Regions from separate parts of the Homo sapiens genome. Here region 2 is linked to region 1. A link is a contact called in ENCODE Hi-C data. All regions are on one chromosome and are shown on one strand. Each heading gives the region's core, a stretch centred on a gene start or an enhancer-like site at or near the end of the contact. The rest is flanking DNA. Distances are from core to core; before and after follow the strand shown.

What was found. Hi-C counts contacts between places; a loop is a spot of excess contacts on that map. Pooled maps may share reads with other maps.
Region 2: a loop to region 1 is called in a map of A673, with 6 times the contacts of the local background. The contact joins the enhancer-like site here to the promoter of MRTFB in region 1. A Hi-C loop is called at or near these places in 2 of 168 maps with a recorded cell type or tissue (A673 and Right ventricle myocardium inferior), 1 of 37 single-sample maps with no recorded cell type and 7 of 50 pooled maps.

Annotation. Positions count from the first base shown.
Region 1 is chr16:14,066,612-14,074,304 of GRCh38, forward strand. It overlaps MRTFB (myocardin related transcription factor B), which reads left to right and starts at 4,708. Exons shown (of 17, transcript NM_001308142.2): 1 at 4,708-4,754. RefSeq lists silencers at 4,483-4,952, 5,093-5,172.
Region 2 is chr16:14,526,283-14,533,599 of GRCh38, forward strand. All of the region lies in intron 21 of PARN (poly(A)-specific ribonuclease), which reads right to left. LOC107984865 (a long non-coding RNA gene) reads right to left here. Exons shown (of 2, transcript XR_001752089.3): 1 at 4,772-7,317; 2 at 4,295-4,635. Among named protein-coding and RNA genes, the nearest start is that of PARN, 100 kb to the right of the region's middle. RefSeq lists an enhancer at 5,895-6,644. Within about 2 kb of position 2,974, at least 13 of the 41 ENCODE cell types and tissues checked have a DNase peak (open chromatin) inside an H3K27ac peak, as active enhancers do; they include A673, where a contact is called at or near this core.

The DNA.
Region 1 (7,693 bases), core at 3,458-5,957:
GTTGGACTTGATGGAAACCATACCTTAAACCTTTAGGGGTGTGCATATGAGACTCACCTCTGTGTTTTTGTTTTTTATAGAGATGTGGTCTCTCTCTCATGCCCAGGCTGGAGTGCAGTGGCACGATCACAGCATCCTACAACCCCCAACTCCCTCTCCCTCCCACCTTGGCCTCACCAGTTGCTAGTACTACAGGCACAAACCACCATGCTTAGCTAATTTTTTAATGTTTAATTTTTTGTAGAGACAGGGTATCATTATGTTGCCCAGGCTGGTCTCAAACTCCTGGCCTCATTCAATCCTCTCTCCTTAGTCTCCCAAAGTGCTGGGATTACAGGAGTGGGCCACCATGCCTGGCCAGAATTACCCATTTTGTTTGTTTGTTGTTTTCAAAGAATAACGCCCCGTGGTCTTGTTATGCCCACCCCTTCCCCATGAGGATCACTTCCACAGGTCCACAGGGAGCCGCTCACATTGATGGGAAAGTATGGCACATCTTGTGTCAGGATGGAAACCTAAATTTGGCACAGCAAGGCCTGAGGTTAGTGGCAACTTCAGTTCCTATAAAACGTTCCCTCAAATCATGATGTCACTTTGGTGTTAACCCTCTTTTTTTTTTTTTTTTTTTGAGACAGGGTCTCCCTCTGTTGCCCAGGCTGGAGTGCAGTGGTGTGATCTCTGCTCACTGCCAGCCTCTGCCTCCTGGGTTCAAGTGATTCTTATGCCTCAACCTCCAGAGAAGCTGGGATTATAGGCATGCGCCACCACACCTGACTAATTTTTGTAATTTTAGTAGAGACAGGGTTTCACCATGTTGGCCAGGCTGGTCTTGAACTCCTGACCTCAAGTGATCTGCACGCCTTGGCCTCCCAAAGTGCTGGGATTATAGGTGTGAGCCATGGTGCCCAGCCTGGTGTTAACCCTTAACCACATCAAAATTCTCTTAAGTTTCAGCTCAATTTTTTCTTCGCTTTTATTTTTGCCTATGAAGTGACTTCCAAGTCATATCTTTAAAAATATTTGGGTGGCTTTTCCTATAAAAGCAGAGTCCTTTATAAAGCAGACTGCCCCTCCCTCAGGAAACTGGGAAGAGATTGCTTCAGGAGAGCTGGTATCCTTTCATGACTAGGGGGAAGTACTGGAGTAATTCTGCCCATTTTGAAAATATTTATTGTTCTCAGAATTATTTATTTCATTCAGAAATATAATTAAAAACTAATTTTATTTTTATTATTTTTGAGACAGAGTCTTGCTCTGTCACCCAGGCTGGAGTGCAGTGGTGTAATCTCAGCTCACTGCAACCTCCACCTCCTGGGTTCAAGAGATTCTTGTGCCTCAGCATCCCAAGTAGCTGAGACTACAGCCGCCCGCCACCATGCCTGGGTAATTTTTGTATTTTTAGTAGAGATGGGGATTCAACATGTTGGCCAGGCTGGTGTCGAACTTCTGTCCCCAGGTGATCCTCTCACCTCGGCCTCCCAAACTGCTGGGATTACAGGCATGAGCCACCACAGCTGGCCTAAAAACTAATTTTATTTCTGTATATGAGCCCATCCTCCTACTTGAATTGCTATTTCTACTGGGCAATGAGGAAAGGATAAAATATCACAAAGAATCCACCCATGGTAATAACAGCTTTGATTTACTGAGTGCTTAATCTTGTAAGGCACTTTTCCGTATGCTTCACATATATTAAGTTGGTTAATTTTCCCTACTCATGTTCTTATGTTAGATGAGAACACTGAGGCACTGGCCACCCGGAGGAGAACATAACAGCATCTTACACTGGAGTCCTGACCTCAGGGGATTTGGGGATTTTCTGTTTCATAAAGATAAAGGCTTTTGAGGTAGGGAATAGCCTTGTTGGTCACGAAAGGCAAAGTTTGTGCATTTGGAAACAGGCTGATCTGGGGTGGAACCAACCACTTGCCAACTGTGTGTTGTTGCGTGTTGTTGTGTGTCGTTGCGTGTTGTGTGTGTCGTTGCGTGTTGCTGTGTGTGTTGTTGGGCATGTCCTCTCACCTCTTATGTTCCTGGTTTTCTCATCTGTAAAATGGGGACAACCATAACTTCCACAGGGGATTTGTGACGGTTGATTTTAGGCATCCGTTTGGCTGGATTAAAGGATACCCAGATGGCTGGTAGAGCATTACTTCTGGGTGTGTCTGTGTGGGTGTTGCCAGAAGAGATTGGTGTTTGAATCAGTGACTGAGTAAGGAAGATCTGCCTTCATCGCCATCAGTTGAGGGCCTGGATAGAACAGTAGAAGAAAGACAAATTCTCTCTTTCTCTTCCGGAGCCAGGACACTATCTTCTCCTGTCCCTCGACACCAGAACTCCAGATTCTCCAGCTTTTTTTTTTTTTTTTTTTTTTTTTTTGAGACAGTCTCACTTGATGCCCAGGCTGGAGTTCAATAATGCAATCTCAGCTCAGTGCAACCTCCTCTTCCCAGGTTCAAGCGATTCTCCTGCCTCAGCCTCCCCAGTAGCTGGGATTACAGGCACCCATCACCACACCTGGCTAATTTTTGTATTTGTAGTAGAGAACGGGGTTTCACCATGTTGGCCAGGCTGGTCTTGAACTCCTGACCTCAGGTGATCCACCTGCGTCAGCCTCCCAAAGTGCTGGGATTACAGGCATGAGCCACTGCGCCCAGCCCAGGTTCTCCAGCTTTGGACTCTAGGACTCGCTCCAGTGGCTCCCAAGTTCTCAGGCCTGTAGCCTCGAACTGAGAGTTACACCATCAGATTCCCTGGTTCTCGGGCCACAACTGCGACTGAGCTATGTCACCAGTTTCCCTGGCTTTCCAGTTTGGAGATGGCACATCGTAGGACTTCTCAGCTGCCATCATACATCCCCTCTTATGAATCTATATAGTTTTTTCTTTTTTAGAGACAGGGTCTCACTCTGTTGTCCAGACTGGAGGGCAGTGGCACAGTCAGAGCTCACTGCAGCCTCGACTCCTGGGCTCAAGAGATCCTCTCACATCAGCCTCCAGAGTAACTGGAACTCCAGGCATGTGCCACCATGCCCAATTCTTTTTATTTTTTGTAGAGACGGGGTCTCACTGTGTTACCCAGGCTGGTCTAAAACTCCTAGGCTCAAGTGATCCTCCTGACTGGACCTCCTAAGGTGCTGGGATTACAGGAATGAGCAACCTTGCCCAGCCTACATCTATCTAGAACCTAGTAGCTGTGTTTCTCTGGAGAACCCTAATACAGGGTTGTTGGGAGGGCTAAATAAATTAATAAATAGACAGCACCTGGAGCAGGGCTCAGCACTTTGTAGCTGCCCAGCAGGTGTGATTTTCCTTCTTCACCCACTTCCTCCATCTGGTGAGTTGAGTGAGGTTGAAACATGCAAGGGCACCCACATGCTCTGGCCTGTACACAGCAATTGGTTCCGGGGAGAGTGGACAGGTTTGGAGCATGGGCAGGCCAGCACTTGCTGACATTGATGTGATTATCAGGTGGGCTGGGTAAGCCCATGCAGACGCTGTTGCAGGTGGAAGGCTACCTAGAACCTCCAGGGCTCCTGATCTTACAGCAGCCGGCCCAGATGAGCTAGCTCATGCTCGCTTGCTTGCAGAACAGGACCTACCTACAAGGTAGTGCTGGGCTCCGGACTCAGACCCAGGTTCAAATCCTATTTCACAATGGAAACAGGCTACTTTCTCCACCTCCAGGATTGCAAGAAGATTGGTATGACCTTGATATGCCCGCAATAAATGTTAGCCCTTCCTCTTTACAAACAATTATTATTTCATTAAGACTTACTCCTGGGAAGAAGTCACACTTTTCTGTGTGCTAACATCATGTACATTCTGATTCTCTGTCCTGTGTGCCATTCCATCATGCTCTCTACCAGCAAAACGCCACCAGTCTAAGGAGGAGACAGAACCGCATAAAAATAGTCACACAGTCTTCAGAGCTGCACAGGGAGTGGCACAGGGGCTTCACAGGCCTTGGGAAGTTTGTAAAGTGAGGGAGAAGCACTTTACTGTCGCCAGCTCCATTGAAAACAGATTGTAGCAAATGACTTCCCAGGAGCTCCTCCTCTCACCTTGGTGAATGTTGGGAGAGAATGAAGACTGCGGCTGAGAGGCAGCGCCTTGAGCCTTGAACGGAAAGAGGGACAGGGCCTGGGGGCTGTCACTGAGGTGCAGAAATGGGTTTTGGGCTGGGCATCAGACAACCCCAGATCCCAACACTGGCTCAGCCAATTCCTGGCTGTGTGACATGGAGCCATTACTGTACTTTCCTTGCCAGGCCTCCATTTTTCCTCTCTCTAGAATGGGGAGGCTGGTAATACCCACTTTGGAGGGCAGTGTGAGGACCGAAGGGGGCTGTTAAGTGCTCGGCGCGCAGCGAGCACTCAGGACGGGTGGCAGCGGTCACCTTTGTCGCCACCGTCCAAGCCTTTGCAGAGGCTCAGGGCCGAGCCCCGGACATGCGCATGCGCACGCGCACCCGGCCGGCCAGGTGAGAAGGAGGCGGCCGCCTCGCACCTGGGCTTTAACCCTTCCCAGTCACGGGAGTGGGCGGAGTGCACGCAGGGACGGAGTCGGGGGCGAGCAGCGAGAGAGGCCGGGCTTGACCCTTGAGGCGGGGTGGGCAGCGTCCGGGGAGCGCGCCGAGCCGCTTCTAGCCTGGGGTCCGCGCGCGCCGCGGGGAGGAGGGGGAGTGCCGAGGGGAGCGAAGTCTCGCGAGATCGCGCGGCGGCGGCGGGAGCGGCGGCGGCGGCGGCCGGGGAGGTGAGCGGCGGGCGGTGGCGGCCGTTGGGGGCTGAGGCCGGGTGAGAGCGGCCGAGACCGAGGGCTGGGTGGGGGAGCGGGCCTGGTGAACATCCCGCGTCCCAGGCAGCCATCCCTGTTCGTCCCCGCAGCAGCTGCGGCGCCGTTTGGTCCGCACCGTCCCCGGGACTCGCGCGGGGCGGGGCGGCCGGGGCCGCGGGCCGGTGCCTCCTTCAACCGGTCCTCGCGCCCGGGCGCGACCCCGGGGCCGCCTCAGTGTCCATCTCGACTGCAGAGTTGGCCCTGCTGACAGTGGCAGCGGCGTTTATGGAGCCTCTGCTGTGTGCCGGGCACTTAAGTTGCGCGCTTGCACGCCGGGGCTGCACAGAGAGGTGGAGCGCCCGGGCCAGAGCCACACTGCGAGGAGGCGGTGGGAGGGGACCGGGACCCCTGCGCCCCCTTCCTCTTCCCACCTCCCACTCCCCTCAGCCCTTTTCTCCTGGGGTCCCGACCAGGCTTCAGAGGGGGTGTCTGGGAGCGCCCTGAAGTTGGATGCAGCTTGGTATATGGGTTTCTTGGGAGAGAGTTTTTCCAGGGCTTTTGTCTCGTTCCTAAAAGGGTCCCCGATCCCCAAGTGGTCAAGAACCATTGTTTGGCCCTGCTTGGAAGCAGAGGTGGGCTGAGAGCAGCGGGCGTGTGCTGGTAGTGGGGTGTCAGGCCCAATGAAGTGGAATATTGGAGCCCAGGGCTTGCCTTAGGCAAAGGAAACTCTTCTCTAAAAGTTCGATTTTTGTTTCAGCACGCGATTCCACTCTTGGGAACAGTGGTTCTCAACCTCGTCAGAATCAAGGTCCCTTCTTCCCCTTTGCAGCAAACATGTATAAAGCCCTCTTTACTACCCTGAAATGAAATTCATAAACAATGTGACCTCCCTACACACATCCTTGAAAAGCAGTATGATGGTTTGATTGAAGCGTAAGGGCGAAATAGAGAACAGTATATGACAGATGTTGCTGTACCATTCACATCTAGGACATACTCTTGTGCTGGAAGACAGTATATACTGGGGTGCTTGTGCCAGCTTCTAATGAGTACATTTGTATTGGTTAAAAAAAATTAGGAGGAGCTATTTCAAACAAGAGCAAGCCTGGGCAATATAGCGAGATCCCACCTGTACAAAAAAAGAAAAAATTAGCGTGGTGTGGTGGCGCACACCTGTAGTCTCAGCTGCTTGGGAGGCTGAGGTGAGGGGATCTCTTGAGCCCAGGAGTTAAAGGCTGCAGTGAGCTGTGATTGCACCACTGCCCTCCAGCCTGGGCTACAGAGTGAGGCCGCTACTTCAGGGAAAGAGCAGAGATACAGACGGAGGTTGGGAAAAACACCTAGGTTGGCATAACCTGTTTCTTGCGAATTAAAGAGAGAAACAACCTAGATTGAACTAGGGATAACATGGCAAGACAAATAACAGACTGTCTCAATAAATACGTAAATATTAGCACAAGCCCTCCATGGATCCATATTTTTAAACTATATTGTAGAATTTTTTGTGTCACACACTCGAAGGGACAATACTGGCTTCCTAACAATTACCATTGGTAATAATTAATAAAATATTAACAAGGTTGAAAATTTTTGGTTCAATATCAGTATCTCACTTGTTTGTATATGCTCAGTATTCTGATACTACAATTGTATGTTAACGGTGTGTGGTGTGAGGAAACGATCGCTAATGTTTAGACAGTTTTCCCTTACTCTATTTAAGCTTCCCTTGCTACTTTCTCCTACATTACTGGAGTTTCCCTGCAATTTCTTATAAAAACTTTTAAATATTGTAAAGTAATGCCAGTTTATAGTGGGCTTAATCTGCCCGTTCATTTGAAAGACTCTCGTACCAGGCGAATCTTCATTATACAGATCTGTCCCACCTATGTGTTGTGTGAAGTCTTTTAGATCCAGGCCCCCCAAACCCTAAATGCCAGCGGTGTCCCCCAGTCTCTTTGATAACTAAAAATGTTCCTTGGGGGCAGTTCCAGCTCCTTGGAGAACCACTCCAAACATCAGTGTTATCTAGTCAATTATAATAGGAATTATAAAAGGAAATTTAACAGACAGTTTTTGCTGAGAGTTTTGTCCTGTTTTGTTTTTTCTTTCTTTCAGAAGTGTCTGACGTACAAAAAGCATGCTTTTGGTTAGTGGCGCTTTCATTGATTATTCTAGAATCTCAGATGGGAGGTCAGGTTAGTACCTGTGTCCCTCTGTCTGAAAGATTGGCTGTGTTTAATGGAAATGTTGACAACTAAACACTTGAATCAAGTAGCAGATTGAGGTTAGAATGGAGTTGGGAAGCAACAACAATAATGTGTAGAAATAAGTCTTAGTTAAGTATAATCTAAACTAGTGTAATCACCCTTTAAATAGCTTCTTCTGCTTACTAATATCTATATTAGAGAATTTGGAAAATGCAGATGTATTCAAAGGTAAAACTTAAAATTACCTGTAATCACATATGCCAGTAGTCCTCATGGTGTGATTTGTTAGCAGTTGTCTTTTCATTTCAAACTTTGCTAGTCTTGCTGCATAGGGGAAAATGCAAATCGAGTTAAGAAAGTTCAGCTCAGACCATTTATATGTTACCTACGTATAACATTTATATATGTTACAATGTTACCTACATTGTAACATTATACATTTAACTCTTCTTTTAATAATAGTTTATTTGGCTTTTTTTTGTTGAATAGACGAGTTGCTTCTTGATGTAAGGTGTTTATTATTAGTTGCGTGTTACGTTTGAAAGGTGCTATGGAAACAGACATGTAGGTAATGACTGCTGTCAAAACAGAAGGCTATACTTTAAATTATCTAGAGTTAGAGACATTGAACACTTTGGAGATGGAAATTTATCCAAATTGAGAGTAATGAATTTATATTAATTTGAGCAAGCAGTATCTTGTTCCAGGGTA
Region 2 (7,317 bases), core at 1,724-4,223, 460 kb after region 1:
TCTCCTGCCTCAGCTTCCCAAGTAGCTGGGACTACAGGTGCCTGCCACCACGCCTGGCTAATTTTTTTGTATTTTTAGTACAGATGGGGTTTCACCATGTTAGCCAGGATGGTCTCAACCTCCTGACCTCGTGATCCACCCACCTCAGCCTCCCAAAGTGCTGGGATTACAGGCATGAGCCACCGTGCCCGGCCTCATCCACTGTTTTTACTCAGCTCCCATCTCAGGCCGCTTCCTTCTAAAGGGGCCAAGATGCAAGTTAATAAGCAGCTGAAATGAACAGGCTGGCAAAGTAAACCATACATCCCTGGTTTTCCCAAACCTCATCACACAAAGGAAAAGTCAAGGGTGTAATCCACAATAAGGAGATTCATCTGCAGAAAATAAACTATCAAGAAAAGAAAAAAGCAACATCATCTTCAATTAAAGTCAAATTCAACAGTTGTAGCCATCCTATGTCTCCATTTGCCTAACTATCCAGTACTTGGAGCCGTCCACGGTCACTGTGCCAGGGTTAAAGTTGGGCCAGGAGTGGCCGGGCCTCCCTGCAGCCAGCCCATTTTTGTGGCATTTCTCTTGTCAGGCAAGAACCAGAATGACTCTCCTGAAGCTCTGAGGTGAGTACCTCTCCTTTAAAAGCAAATAAAAAGTAGACAGCCCAGAAATCCTCTTCCTAATGGCTTTGGGTCAAACACCCTGGTGAAGAAAGGAAGGCAGAGAACAACAAACACTCCAGTCTTGCAGCTATATTCTATAAAGTCTCCATTGTTAAATAAAATGTATAGAGGTCAATGGTTTGGACTGAGCTCCTGCACTAGGCCCAACAGACCTAACTGAAATGGAGTCACTCTTAAAGTTCCATGTCACCAAGCTGAAACTAATTTCTCTATATGACCTTGTGGGGAATCCAAATGAGAGTAAACAGCTGAATCTCCAAACAAGCCAGTTTTACCTGACGACATGATAAATTGAGTTCCCTCTGCTTTAACCTTTACAAGGAAAGCAACTATGAAATGACCAATCTGCTTTTTGTTTTCTGTTTCTGCTTTCTTCAACCCTTCTCTATCTATAAAACCAACCTCCTCTGCCCAGCTCATTGGAACGCTCATTCTATTTTATGGAATGAGTTGTTGTCCCATTCCAGAACTGCAAATAAAGCCAATCAAGATTTTTAAACAAAATCTGTCATAATTTTTTTCTTTTTGACGTCATGAAAGCTGAATTAGCAAATGCTGAGTCATTGTTTCTAGGGAAATACAAGATTAGGGTCCTACAAACCTCTGATCACATGTTCATCAACCGATCAATATATTATCTTGTTTTATGTGTGTTTCTGTTTAAAGACATCTTAGTTAATATACTGTTGATTCATTAACACTGAACTCATGGCCAAGAGCACTTTAACTCATGTGTGAACAAAGCTCATCTAACACGTGTTTTCTCTGTAAGGCACCTCACATCCTTCTTGCATTCAGGAACACTGGGTATCCCTCTAACACTATGCTTTGGGGTCATTTTCAACAGCAAAATCACTAATAAAAAGGACAAAAATTCAAAACAAAAAACTGGCACTAAAAGCCTGTGAAAAGGAGCCGTGTTTACAGCCCAAGAGCAGAAACTGGAAGGCAGAGTGCAGTCTCCTTCAGCTTTGGCTGGAAGCACATGTTGGGCAATACAAAATTTTCCCAACCTGCATATCCCTGGGGATGACCACAAAAGCACGTGAAAACTGAATTGTGGGTTACAAAAAATTGAATATCTGAATTCACAAATACAGAATCTGTGAATAATGAGGACTGACTGTATTTTTAAAACCATGCCCAAACCAGCTGCTCAAACTGAGTGTCAGAATAAATCCATAGCCCTAATGAGTACAACTTCACCTTACAGCAAACTTCTCCTGTGCCTGTGGAATTCTCACATTCCTTATGAACCTACTCAAAAGTTAACCTCTGTAACAGAAAGCTGCTCTAGTAACTACTGAAGTGGGACCCCCACAAGAGGCTCCAAAGGAGACCCCTGACTGCACTGATAAGAGATTAATTAGAACGGCAACCCAACTGTAGGAAGCCATGGGAAAGAAAAGGAAAGACAACTAAAAATCATTCTGGCAGCAGGTTTTGTCTCTTGTTTAAAAGGTACAGACAGGTGAAGACCTGCAAGTCACTTAGGGCAACAAACATGGCCCTACCTGAGGGACATGCTGTCATTTTGCAAGCCGATCATACAAACACCAAGAGCTTCACACTCACACAGTCTCCATGATGCAGCAATACATCTTTTTTACAAACTTGACTCTGTGATATTTTATTGTCTGGATTTCTGAATAGACTGATGTGGGGGGGAAAGTGGACATTTACCGAGCAGCTAATGCCAGGCACTATGTCGAGAACTTTACCTTCATAACCTCACTGAATTCTCCCCAGCCTGGTAAAATGAATTTTCTCTTCTCCACTTTAACCTCTGGAGCTAAGGACTCAGGTTACATCAAACACCACCGATTTTATTTCCTTCAAGCGGCTAAAATAACTCGAGAGATTGTTTGGATATTTCAACTAGTTGAGTATTCAATTAATCACTTTAATTACTAATGATTACTTTATAAGTATTTCTTATAAACTGGATTCATGAGTTTTCCTCTAGGTAGAGATCTTTCCCTGCAAGAAACGAGAGAAAAAACATTTTCTCTTTACAGAAACTTCTCTCATCTCTAGTCATAATTCTTTAACTGTTTCATGGAAGACTGGACACAGATCAAGCAGCACTCAGCAGACATCTTCGCCCTGACTCCTATAAAAGTGTCACTTCACCGTGAGTGCAAAGGTGGCCCTGAGCGAGTGCCTAACCAAGGCCCCTCTGCCAGGCTTCTCCAGCTCCGGACTCTAAAGGCTTCCCCACAACTACAGGAGAGGTACGCTGTCGAATCCGAATGCTAAGTCTGTCCACATTACTTAGCATGAATAAGCATTTCAATGTTTTACTTGGCGTTGGAAAGGTAGATTGGTTGCCAGCACGACAGCACCACCTTCTGGTTGGTGAAAAGGAATTAAGATACAAAGTCACATCTGGAGCATTTCAAGTTTTGTAAGCCAGATGGATGGCAAAGTTGAAAATCTAGTTTCCATAAAATCCGAACAATGTCAGTAGCAATTAAACACCCTCACAGATCAGTAATGGAATAGTAACTGTAGGTCACTACTGGCTACTGCTCCACTTCTGGGCACACTGCAGCCACTTCCAGCCTCTCAGCCCTGACATTGAAGCCCACTGCGCCCTATGAAAGAAATTCCTTATCATGTCATCAGAGTCACATCCATCCCCCTGGCTGTGCAAAAAGGTTCTCTGCTGTTCACAAAGTCCAAATTTGATGGCCAGCAATAAAGTATCAGACACTGGCCCAACAACCACTCCCACTGGTACTCGTTGGCAGGTAGGGAGTATCGTCCTCTGATGGTTCTAACGAGGACTATCATCCTCTTATGGAGCCCATGAGGACTCGGCATCCCCTTCCTGTTCCCCTCAAGCATGGGACTCCTTGGTAGACTGTGCTGGAGAAGGATCTTGAGTGTGAGGTCCAAATGGGGCTTCCTCCTATAGGTGATACCATCCCTACAGAAATCCAGAAATCCAGACCACGAGACCCCATCATGACAGCTGCAAGAGGCCTCTGAACTCTAAACGATTCCTTAATCTCAGCTTCCAAGAGACCCCAGCAGCTGGTTTCCAGGCCTGCCTTCTTCAATGCAGTGGCCCCATCCACTTGTCAAATGGCCCTTGGGTGTCAGACTCTTCCTGATTCTGCTCATCAGGTAAGCTATTCATCCTGCTCCCTCAAGGAGAGCCAAGCAAGGTGGACAGAGAGAGGACTGTGCTTTAATCACGACATCCTTCTCTTGGTGAGCAGCACAGAAGTCTCCTCCAGACCTGTGGAGACCACAGGGTGAAGGAATGAGCATTTCTTCCTGAAGCTGTCCACAGGAATCCCAAGCCCCAGGCTACTCTAGAGAGAGGCAGCACCTGAGGAGGGAGAGCTCTGCCAGTTACCTCTGCTTCCCCCCAGCCCACCAACACCCGCCACAGTGCTTTGCACACCTGGAAAAGAGTAATTCTTCTTTAAATGAGGACTTTAATCTGTGTTTCTCCTGAAGTGCCTGAGTTCAAACTCTGTTTACCATAACCCTCAACAAGAAATCCATGTGCATTATAACCCAGTACACACACATACATCTGTACGTACAGAACCCTGAAAAAAAGGTTACATTAAAAAAAAAAAACTATATTATATAAGACACACTGACATTTTCTAACTTCTTCCATTTTATTAAAAATGCTGGTCACCATTCATTCAAATGACTTCACAACCCAGTGAGGGAGTGCAACCCTCACTGGGTGAACACTGTCGTAAACTTCCGCCTTCGTTCATCACTCTGTTGGGTGCCATGCTCCTCTCTCTTCTCGGCTATCCCAGAATTGGCCCCTTCCCAAGGACTGTACCAGGGCATCTCCTCAAAGCCCTCTCCAGCTCTGTGCCAGCACCATTCCAAATGCCAAGGATGTAGAATAATGACTAAGATGTAGCCCCCATGCAGAGAAGCCAAGTCTACTGGGTGGGACAGACTGACATTGCCTCTTCCTCTGAAGACAAAAACACTTGTTATCTGTATTCATTCATTCATGCATGCATTCATTCATTCATCCATCCATCCATCCATCCATCCATCCATCCCCCACCTTGACTCACTCCCACATCATTGTGGAAACAACAGCTTACATTTGTCAAAAGGCAGGCCAGGCGTGGTGTCTCATGCCTGTAATCCCAGCACTTTGGGAGGCTGAAGCAGGCAGATCACTTGGAGTTTGAGAACAGCCTGTCCAACAGAGTGAAACCCCATCTATATCAAAAAATACAAAAATTAGCCAGGCGTTGTGGTTAGTGCCTGTAGTCCTAGCTACTCAGCAGGCTGAGGCAGGAGAATTGCTAGAACCCAGAACGCAGAGGTTGCAGGGAGGCAGAGGTTGCAGTGAGGTGAGATCACACCACCGCACTCCAGCCTGAGTGACAGCACAAGACTCCATCTCAAAAAAAAAAAACAGATGAATCCATCTAATAGGGTTTCCTTTTTCACAATCTGTTTGTCAAGGGATAATTTTCATGAACTCTAAATTAGGAACTAAAGTGCACTGTCACTGATTCTTGGAAGCCAATGGCCCATTTATTACCCTATGTAGCATTTATAGATGTGGCAGGTTCCCAGATAAATTCAATTTGGCCTCAGCCTCTTAGAAAAGGCTGTGAACTAGAGTACATGCAAAGACTAACCTTCTACCATGCTTAAAAATACATAGAAACTGTTTGGGTACGTCCGTCAATTTCATCTACTTTTGACTTTGTGCTACCATGCCATCCTACACACATGGGAAAGAGTGCCATGAGGGTGCCCCCCCAGACAACAACCATGCTTTCCAAGGGCAGCTCTATTTGGTTGACCAACTTCGTACTCAATACTTGGAAATTCTTTCAAAAGCCCCAGACTTCTCAATGAAAACTGGTTAGATGTAATATTTTATTTTAAAACTTGTATTCAACCTGGCCAAGATAGCAAGATCCCATTTCTTTAAAAAAAAAAAAAAAAAGGCAGGCATGGTTGCATGCACCTATAGTCCCAGCTACTTGGAAGGCTAAGGCAGGAGGATCGCTTCAGCCCAGGAGTTCGAGGCTGCAGTGAGCTATGATCGCACTGCTGTACTCCAGCTTGACCCTGTCAGAGTGAGATCCTGTCTTAAAAAATTAAATTAAATTAAAATATAAAACTTGCTTTAACCAAGAATAAATAAATCCCCCCAACCAACATGACAGCAAAGTTTATACAAGGCACAAGATTCAAACTCTGATTTTTTTTTTTTTTTTTTTTAATTGTTCATTCTTGGGTGTTTCTCGCAGAGGGGGATTTGGCAGGGTCATAGGACAATAGTGAAGGGAAGGTCAGCAGATAAACAAGTGAACGAAGTTCTCTGGTTTTCCTAGGCAGAGGACCCTGCGGCCTTCCGCAGTGTTTGTGTCCCTGGGTACTTGAGATTAGGGAGTGGTGATGACTCTTAAGGAGCATGCTGCCTTCAAGCATCTGTTTAACAAAGCACATCTTGCACCGCCCTTAATCCATTTAACCCTGAGTGGACACAGCACATGTTTCAGAGAGCACAGGGTTGGGGGCAAGGTCACAGATAAACAGGATAAGAATTTTTCTTAGTACAGAGCAAAACGAAAAGTCTCCCATGTCTACCTCTCTCCACACAGACACGGCAACCATCCGATTTCTCAATCCTTTCCCCACCTTTCCCCCCTTTCTACTCCACAAAACCGCCATTGTCATCATGGCCCGTTCTCAATGAGCTGCTGGGCACACCTCCCAGACGGGGGGGCGACCGGGCAGAGGCGCCCCTCACCTCCCGGGAGGGGCGGCTGGCCGGGTGGGGGGCTGACCCCCCCACCTCCCTCCTGGACGGGGCGGCTGGCCGGGCGGGGGGCTGACCCCCCCACCTCCCTCCCGGACGGGGTGGCTGGCCGGGCGGGGGGCTGACCCCCCCACCTCCCTCCCGGACAGGGCAGCTGGCCGGGAGAGGGGCTCCTCACTTTCCAGACTGGGCAGCCAGGCAGAGGGGCTCCTCACGTCCCAGACGATGGGCGGCCAGGCAGAGACGTTCCTCACTTCCCAGAAGGGGTGGCGGCTGGGCAGAGGCTGCAATCTCAGCACTTTGGGAGGCCAAGGCAGGCGGCTGGGAGGTGGAGGTTGTAGCGAGCCGAGATCACGCCACTGCACTCCAGCCTGGGCACCATTGAGCACTGAGTGAACCAGACTCCGTCTGCAACCCCGGCACCTCAGGAGGCCGAGGCTGGCGGATCACTCGCGGTTAGGAGCTGGAGACCAGCCCGGCCAACACAGCGAAACCCCGTCTCCACCAAAAAAATATGAAAACCAGTCAGGCGTGGCGGCGCGCGCCTGCAATCGCAAGTACTCGGCAGGCCGAGGCAGGAGAATCAGGCAGGGAGGTTGCAGTGAGCCGAGATGGCAGCAGTACAGTCCAGCTTCGGCTTGGCATCAGAGGGAGACCGTGGAAAGAGAGGGAGACCGTGGGGAGACGGAGAGGGAGAGGGAGAGGGAGAGGGAGAGGGAGAGGGAGAGGGAGAGGGAGAGGGAGAGGGAGAGGGAGAGGTTCCAAACTCTGATTTTTAACAAATCAAGTAAAATCCATGTTTCCACGTTCTAGCTCCCCGCTGCCCCACAGCTGCTCCACTCCACGTGCCCTCTGTTTCAGTCA